2 separate regions of the Homo sapiens genome follow, and region 2 is linked to region 1. A link is an interaction called in ENCODE POLR2A ChIA-PET data of the cell type or tissue named here. Cell type or tissue: GM12878. All regions are shown on one strand. Each heading gives the region's core, and the rest is flanking DNA. Links, peaks and the distances in the headings are about the cores only.

Region 1 (4,384 bases), core at 101-4,100:
CTGTAATCCCAGCTACTTGGGAGGCTGAGGCAGAGAACTGCTTGAACCCGGAAGGTGGAGGTTGCAATGAGCCGAGATCGCACCACTGCACTCCAGCCTGGGCGACAGAGTGAGATTCCGTCTAAAAAAAAAAAAAAAATAGAAACTGGGGGAGCCCATTTTTAGATATGGTATGTGTGGTGGGGGAAGCCTTTCTGAAGAGTGGATATTTCAGCTGAGACCTAAATGATGACAAAAAAGACAGCCACACAAAGAGGTGGGGAGGAAGGGGGAGGGCATTTCCTGCAAAGGGAAGAGCAAGTGCAAAGACTCTGGCACAAGAAAGGGCTTTGGGTATTATGAAACATCAAGGAGGCCAGTGTGACAGAAGCTTAGTGAGCAAGGGAGAGCAGTAGGCTTGAGGTCACGGTGCACAGAAGGGGAATTGACTTCAGGCTATGGTAAGGACTGTGGGTTTTATTCTAAGATGAATAGTCTTAGGGAGGCATTGAGGGCTTTTAACTACACCAGCTGCAAAATCTGATTTATACGTCTTAAAAGACCCTACCTTCCAACCTGGGCAACTTAGTGAGCCTCTATCTCTACAAAAAAAATTTTTAAATAAATTAGCCAGGCATGGTGCTGCACACCTTTTAGTCCCAGCTATTTATGAGGCTGAGGCAGGAGGATCGCGTAAGGCCAGGAGTTGGAGACTGCAGTGAGCTACAAGTGCCAGCCTGAGTGACAGAGCAAGACCTTGTTAAAAAAAAAAAAAAAAAAAAAAAAGAGGTCCAGCACTGTGACTCACACCTGTAATCCCAGCACTTTGGGAGGCCGAGGTGGATGGATCACCTGAGGTCGGGAGTTCGAGGCCAGCCTGACCAACATGGAGAAACCCCATCTCTACTAAAAATACAAAATTAGCCAGGTGTGGTGGCGCATGATTGTAATCCCAGCTACTCGGGAGGCTGAGGCAGGAGAATTGCTTGAACCCAGGAGGAGGAGGTTGTGGTAAGCCAAGATTGCACCATTGCACTCCAGCCTGGGCAACAAGAGCAAAACTCCGTCTCAAAAAAAAAAAAAAAAAAAGAAAGAAAATAAAAAAGACAAGAAACATCGGGTTTCAATGGTGGGTTGGATGTGGCAGTTGAAGAAACAAATCAGGGATATGGCGTGGGTTTTTAAATTGAGCCCAAAATGGTGGTGCCATTTACTGAGATGATAAAGAAAGGAGGAAAACAGGCGTATATGGTACTGGGGAAGGAGATTAAAACCTCTGTTTTGGAGAAAGTGAATCTGACATGCCTATTGGCATCCATGTGGAAATCTCAGGAAGACAAATGGGGATATTGTTTGGTGTTCTGGGAAGAAGGGCAGGCTGGAGATAGAATATTGGGAATCATCATGTAGTTGATAATTGAGTCACCAAAGAAGGAAGGAAAGAGGGAGGGAGGGAGAGATGGAGGGAAGGAAGGAAGGAAAGAGGGAGGGAGGGAGGGAAGGAAGAGAGAGAGGATCAGTGAGAGGTCTAATGAGGAAGAGGTGTTAGCAAAGGAGGTTAACATGGAGCAGCCAGTAGACAGGAAGAAACGAGGGGAGTGTGAAGTCGTGGAAGTTAAGAGAGGATCAGCTGTATGAGAGGTTCAACAAAATGAGTGTCCGCTGCCCGGTGATGACAGTGCAAGGTGCCGTCCTGCTCTGGAAACTGGAAGACAGTAAAATAAATACCGTTTCCCGTTCAGCTCTTCTACAGACTGTCCTTGTAAGCTTCGGGCTGCGAAAGCGGGAGGGCAAAAAGCTTGGAGAGAAAGGGTCCTAAGGTGGAAGGGACGGGGCCTTTTGAGTAGTATCACATGAGATAATGCCAAAAATGCATTTTATAACCCCCTCTGTGCTAATGTCATTGTAGCTATTATTAATGAGCCAGGGACTGAACTGAGACCTCTCAATGACAGCGAGCAGATAAGACGTGTGGAAGGATATTCCGAGGAGGAAATTTCAAAATGAAGAAAACCCTTTCCTCTTGAGATCTTGCCTCCAAACCAGGCTTTGGGTTGGGCGAGATCCGAGAGCAGCGTTGCACCTCAATCCAGACTGACCTCACGGCGGCAGCAGGGAGCAGAGTGTCGGGCGGATGCCCAGAACCGCCCGAAGCCGAAGGGGAGGAAGTACAGCCCCAGGAGGTAGGGCTCCCTCTGGCCTCGCCTCCCTACGCCGCGGGCCAATCAGGATGCAGCTGGTAGGCCCACGGCGCGTGGAGCGGGGAGGAGCGAAGACCCGAGGACCTTTAATCCACCACCAGGCAGTGTCTAGTTACATGTTCGATACCTTTCCCTTCAGGGACTTTGTTGCTCAGACAAAATCCTGTGTGGGGAGTACAACCACTTTGAAGAAAGATCTCACAGTTTCATATGAAACTAAATATACAACTACTCTATGACCCAGAATTTCTCACCTAGGTATTTATTCAAAATAAATTAAAACATAAATCCAGGCCGGGCGCGGTGGCTCACGCCCGTAATCCTAGCACTTGGGGAGGCCGAGGTGGGTGGATCACTTGTAACGAGCTCGAGACCAGCCTGGGCGACATGGCGAAACCCCGTTTCTACTAAAAATACAAAAAAATAGCCGGGCGTGGTGGCAAGCGCCTGTAGTCCCAGCTACTCCGGAGGCTGAGGCACGAGAATGGCGTGAACCCGGGAGGCGAAGGTTGCAGTGGGCCGAGATCGCGCCACTGCACTCCAGCCTGGGCGACAGAGCAAGACTCCGTCTCAAATTAAAACATACATCCAGCCGGGCGCGGTGGCTCACGCCTGTAATTCCAACACTTTGGGAAGCAGAGGCGGGCGGATCACCCGAGGTAGGGAGTTCGAGGCCAGTCTGACCAAAACGGTGAAACCCCGTCTCTACTAAAAATACAAAAAATTAGCCGGGCGTGGTGGCACGTGCCTGTAGTCCCAGCTACTCGGGAGGCTGAGGCAGGTGAATCACTTGAACCTGGAAGGCAGAGGTTGCAGTGGGCCGAGATCACGCCACTGCACTCCAGCCTGGGCGAGAGAGCGAGACTCCGTCTCAAAAAAAAAAAAAAAAAAAAAAAAAGATGCTAGAACAAGCTAAACTAATCCATGGTTAAAAATAAAATCAGAACAGAGGTTGTCTAAGGACTGAGAGTGGGGATTGACTGAGAAGGGGCACAAAGGAAGTTTCTAGGTGATGATAATGTTCTTACAATTTCATGCAGTGGAGGAGACTGTCCCCTATCTGTGCTATCCAATGTAATAGCCACTAACCACATGTGGCAATTGAGCACTGGATTTGAGTTTCACTTAGTTTTAATTGATTTAAGTTTAAATTAAAATAGCCACATGTGGCTAGTGGCCACTGTATTGGACAGCACAGTTGTAAATCCTGATAGGGGTTTGGGCTACACAGGTATATTAATTTGCAAAGGTCTTCTAATGATACTCCTAAGACTTATGTGTTTCACTGTATGTGAAGTTTACATTAAACATGTAAACATGGTCCAGCATGGTGGCTCAAGCCTATAATCCTAGCACTTTGGGAGGCCAAGGTGGGCGGTTTGGTTAAGCTCATGAGTTTGAGACCAGCCTGGGCAGCATAGTGAGACCTTGTCTCTACAAAAAATACAAAAGTTAGCTGGGCATGGTGGTGTGTGCCTGTAATCCCAGCTACTTGGGAGGCTGAGGTGGGAGGTTGGCTTGAGCCCAGAAGGCAGAGGTTGCAGTGAGTGAAGATCTTGCCACTGCACTCCAGCCTGTGCAACAGAGCCAGACCCTCTCTCAAAAAAAAAAAAAAAAAAAAAAAAAAATGCTAGGCACAGTGACTAATGCCTGTAATCCCAGCACTTTGGGAGGCCGACGCGGGTGGATCGCAAGGTCAGGGGTTCGAAACCAGCCTGGCCAACATGGTGAAACCCAGTCTCTACTAAAAATACAAAAATTAGCTGGGCGTGGTGGCAGGCATTTGTAATCCCAGCTACTTGGGAGGCCAAGGCAGTAGATTGGTTTGAACCCAGGAGATGGAGGTTGCAGTGAGCCGAGATCGCGCCATTGCACTCCAGTCTGGATGACAGGACAAGACTCTGTCTCAAAAAAAAAAAAAAAAGTAAACATAGCCAGGCATGCACCTGTTGCCCCAGTGACTAGACAGGCTGAGCCCAGAGGGTCACTTGAGCCCAAGTATTTGAGTCCAGCCTGGCAGCAGAGTGAGACTCTGTCTCTAAAAAGATTTTTAAATGTAATTCATTATTATTTTTCTATGAGACAGAGTCTTACTCTGTTGTCCAGGCTGGAGTGCAATGGTATCATCACAGCTCACTGCAGCATTGACCTCCTGGGTTCAAGTCATCCTCTAGCCTCAGCCTCCCAAGTAGCTGGGACCATAG
Region 2 (4,384 bases), core at 168-4,167, 95 kb before region 1:
ATTTTTGCTATACTATTGACATTTAGAACAAAGCAAGAATTCCAGAACCTGAAGCCATTCAACCAGCCAGAAAGGTTATTTGTCACTGATTCAAAAATAAAAAGCAAACCCAAAACACCAACTCACTACCTAAAGAAAGGCCACAACCCCGCTTTCCAGGTCATAGAGGAGAATTTTTACTGGCAGAACTGATGAGTACAACGGGGAGAGAGAGAAGAGGTTCATCCAGGGTCACACCTCAAGCCCCAGCTCTGTCAGGGGAAAAGCTTCATCAGTGGGTGGGAGCTCTGGAGTCAGGGGAAAAGGCTTTTGAGACTCAGCTTTGCCTCGTACTAGCTTGTGACCCTGAGAAAGTGCCCTCAAAGCTCCAGTTTTCTCATCTGCAAAATGGGTGGAATTTTTCTGGGGTAACAGTTATGAAGGGGCTTTGTGAACGATCAAGAGCTCAACAAATAGAAGACACTAACAGGGCCAGGTGCAATGGCTATCCCGCCTATAATCCCAACACTTTGGAAGGCTGAGGCAGGTGGATCACTTGAGGTCAGGAGTTCAAGACCAGCCTGGCCAACATGGTGAAACCCTGTCTCTACCCAAAAAATACAAAAATGAGCCGGGGGTAGTGGCACACACCTGTAGTCCCAGCCTCTTGGGAGGCTGAGTCAGGAAAACTGCTTGAACCCAGGAGGCGGAGGTTACAGTGAGCCAAGATCGCACCATTGCACTTCAGCCTGGGCGACAGAGTAAGACCCATCTCAAAAAAATTAAAACAAAAAAACACTAACAGGTATTGAGGTGTTGGGCCCTATTATGTCCTGGGCACTGTGTTAGGTATTTAATCCTCACAACAATGTAAAAAAGTAAATGTCACTGCACTTTATAGTTGGGAAACAAGGCTCAGAGAGGTTAAGTAACTTGCTCCAGGTCACAGGGCTCAGCAGTGGAGAAGCCAAGATCAGAACCTTGTCTGCTGCCTCGAAGCCTCTATTCACTCAGGGTTCAGGAATCCCTGTGGCCGTTACTGCCGACATGGCTATGGCTCAGCAGCCAAGAGCCGACCGCAGTCTTGGGAGGGCCTGGCTACCTGGGTGAGGGCATTCACGGTGCTCCCAGCCCTGAGGAGGAGCTGCACACAGTCAGGGTGGGATCCTCCAGCAGCCGAATGCAGGGCAGTCAGACCTTCCTGCAACACACAAGAAGAGCAATGAGGATGGTGGGGAGGCCCACCCCCAAGTGACCCCCAATCCCACGGTGAGAGGATGCCCCTTGTGCCTTGGCCCCAGGACCCCTTGAGCTCTCCACTGCCCTGCCCCTGGGAACAATGAACTTTCTTGTTTGTGATTCCATGAGCCCCACCCCTGAAGTCCTCACTTTATGGAGCACACACATGGCATAGTCACTCCTGGCTCCACATCTCTGCTCATGTTCTGCCCCGGTCAGGCTGTCTCAGCCCCTCCCCTCTATTTCCTTCTCCTCCAGCAAGCCCTCCCTCACCATCCTGTCCACGGTGACGTCTCCCTTCTTTGAACACACACTTTCTGTCTCACTTCTGGGGTGAGGCATCATGCCAAGTACTACCATTAAGCCTGGAGTTCAGTGCTGCTGCTTGTCTTTCCCTGGTGGGCTCTCAGTTCGAGATCATGCCCTCAGCCTTCTGGCTTTAGACTTCACCATGGACTGGTGGGGGTTCCTCGAAGGCAGAGAGCAAGCAAGGGTCATGCATCTCGCCATCCCCAGGCGGTGACTCACCGCATTCTGCTCCTCCAGGTCCAGCCCGATGTCCACAAGTCGCTGCAGCACAGCCATATGGCCCCGACCAGCAGCCAGATGAAGGGCAGTGTTCCCCTCCTGCAGGAAAAAGGGCTCCTGAGAGGCCAGCAGACCAGAGAGTCCCAGAATCACAGACCTGTGATGAGCTGCAGCCATGCACACTGGGTCAGTGCCACCCTGCTCCTGACAACTGGGCCAAAAACTATAACCAGGGGCAGATTCAAGGGCCAAGCCCTGGTCTTTCTTTCCTTATACTTCAAGGCAGGCACATTGCTTAAAAATTAAACAAATCCAATTCTACTTTCCACGTGCCCATCTGAAGCCGGTCCCTCCTCATGTCCCCCAGATCCATCTCCTCTCACGGCTCAAGGCCCCAGCAACTCTCCCCTGCGCTCAGGCTGTTCCAGGCAGCTGCTTGGCTCAGTCACCTGCCTCCCTCAAGTCTTTGTGTGAGACGTTAGTTTCTCATTGAGTAGCATGGCCTGCCCGGGCCACACTGAAACTACAACCCCCACCTCTGTCCTCCTGAGACTATTTTTGGGTCCTGCTTTTCCTTTCCCCACTGCACAGATCACCTGCTAACACACTCTGTCACTGGCTGAGTGCTTAGTATTTATTGTCTGACTTTTTTTTTTTTTTTAATTTTACTTTAAGTTCTGGGATACGTGTGCAGAATGTGCAGGTTTGTTACATCGGTAAACGTGTGCATTGGTGGTTTGCTGCACCCATCAACCCGTCACCTAGGTATTAAGCACTGCATGCATTAGCTATTTGCCCTGATGCTCTCCCTAACTTTGCCCCCCTTCAACAGGCCCTGGTGTGTGTTGTCCCCCTCCCTGTGTCCATGTGGTTCTCATTGTTCAGCTCCCACTTATGAGGGAGACCATGCAGTGTTTGGTTTTCTGTTCCTGTGTTAGTTTGCTGAGGATGATGGTTCCTGGCTTCATCCATGTCCCTGCAAAGGACATGATCTCATTCCTTTTTATGGCTGCATAGTATTCCATGGTGTGTATGTGCCACATTTTCTTTATCCAGTCTATCATTGATGGGCATTTGGGTTGGTTCCATGTGTCTGACCCTTCTTGCTGGAACATAAGCACCACAGGGGCATCTATTTTGTTCTCTGAAGTTTCCTTAAGTGCCTAGAATAGGGCCGGGGGTACATGGCCAACACTCAGTAGATATTTGTTCAATGAGTCAATAATGTAGGAGGGTCTTCAGGTGATCATGTGGAGAGCTTGACATGTGTCCCTGGGACTTGAGGGCCAGAGGACTGGTAGTTGCTTTGCACTTGGAAAGTCTAAAGGTGACAGTGACATAGCCAAGAGAAGCAGCTGCATGGGGCAGGGCAGAGGGCGCAACGTACTTTGTATCAGAAGTGGCCCCTGCTGAGGTCAGCCTGCGTGGGGTTGTCCTTTAAAGGGATCTCCCTGCTGGGCATGGTACCTCACACCTGTAATCCCAGCACTTTGGGAGGCTGAGGTGGGCAGATAGCTTGAGCCCAGGAATTCCAGCCTGGGCAATATAGTAAGACTCCGTCTCTACAAAAGATACAAAAATTAGCCAGATGTGGTGGTGCGTGCCTGTAGTTCCAGATACTGGAAAGACTGAGGCAGGAGGATTGCTTGAGCATGGGAAGTTGAGGCTGCAATGAGCTGTGATTACGCCACTACACTCCAGCCTGGGCAACAGAGTAAGATCTTGTCTCAAAAAAAAATTGAATTCAGCTAAAAATAATAAAATTTTAAAATAATTTTAAAAAGCCCTCAACAGCTTTGTTTTTCTCTCCTTGCCAGCTTCTCTGCAGCCTATAGCCTGCAGGCTGGCTGCTGCGAGCCAGGACAAGCGGTGGGAAATGCAATCACAGCGTGAAATCTCTGTGTTCAGAGACACGCAGGAAGCAGGTGAACCATGAAGGGCCAACACATGCCCCCAGTTAGCAGGGTGTAGAGACCGTGGCAGGGCTTTCTTCTTCCTTCTGGGTTATAAATATCCATGTCCTGCCATTTGAAGCTGCAAGTGGCACACATGGATGCCTGACAGGCGCTCGCACTTTCCTGGGCAGGGCAGGGGGCTCAGAGGCAGGACAGCTGGGCAGAAGGCAGCCTTGGCGTGGGCCCGGGGCCCTCTCCCCTCCACCTTGGGGATGTCCAGCATCTCCACTTCTGTGAGGCCTTGACAGCAACTTTGCCCTTCCAAGTGGAGTTAATAGCTCTCTCTGGACTCTCAAAGCCTCCCTAGCATTCTAGAGTACACGTGGAGTGACCTGTGTTGTCATTGACTCTAAGAGGTCTATCCCCCTTATCAGGCATTGAAAAACTTACCGTGCCCCACTCCCAGATGAAACTGAAAATGAAAACACTCCCATTGTGAAAACACAAAACTTAACAGGGGTATGCAATTTTAAAAGCTTCTTTGCAGAATTTCTGATTGCAAGATTCTGGAGAAGTTCATCAAAGCTGTATTTTATCTTTCACTGTTCTTGGTGCTCATGCTCTCCTGGGGCCCTGAGGTGTGATCATTTTGCCTCTTGGGTTTGCCAGTCCTGGCAGGCACTGCCCTCCCCGCTCTTTGCATGCCTAGTTCCTGGCCCAGTGCCTTGCACAGGGTAGGACCT

Evidence for each region. ChIA-PET counts read pairs that join two places held together with the same protein. Peaks named below come from ENCODE experiments on the same cell type or tissue, not always from the same donor. Only the 100,000 strongest peaks of a DNase experiment are listed, where the experiment ranks them.
Region 2: POLR2A ChIA-PET joins it to region 1 with 5 read pairs; 11 of 35 experiments call an interaction of 5 or more read pairs at or near these places.

The regions. Positions count from the first base shown.
Region 1 is chr15:64,833,641-64,838,024 of GRCh38, reverse strand. It overlaps LOC124903508 (a long non-coding RNA gene), which reads left to right. Exons shown (of 4, transcript XR_007064682.1): 4 at 1,889-2,092. Among named protein-coding and RNA genes, the nearest start is that of PLEKHO2, 6.1 kb to the left of the region's middle. RefSeq lists an enhancer at 392-491. In GM12878, for the core only: a CTCF peak has its summit at 2,083; a DNase peak (open chromatin) is centred at 2,164.
Region 2 is chr15:64,928,283-64,932,666 of GRCh38, reverse strand. It overlaps ANKDD1A (ankyrin repeat and death domain containing 1A), which reads right to left. Exons shown (of 15, transcript NM_182703.6): 7 at 1,747-1,845; 8 at 1,082-1,180. Among named protein-coding and RNA genes, the nearest start is that of ANKDD1A, 19 kb to the right of the region's middle. RefSeq lists enhancers at 637-1,514, 1,754-1,853 and a silencer at 1,602-1,896. In GM12878, for the core only: no CTCF peak of the experiment used is centred there; DNase peaks (open chromatin) are centred at 1,536 and 2,246; H3K4me3 peaks cover 816 bases; H3K27ac peaks cover 1,898 bases.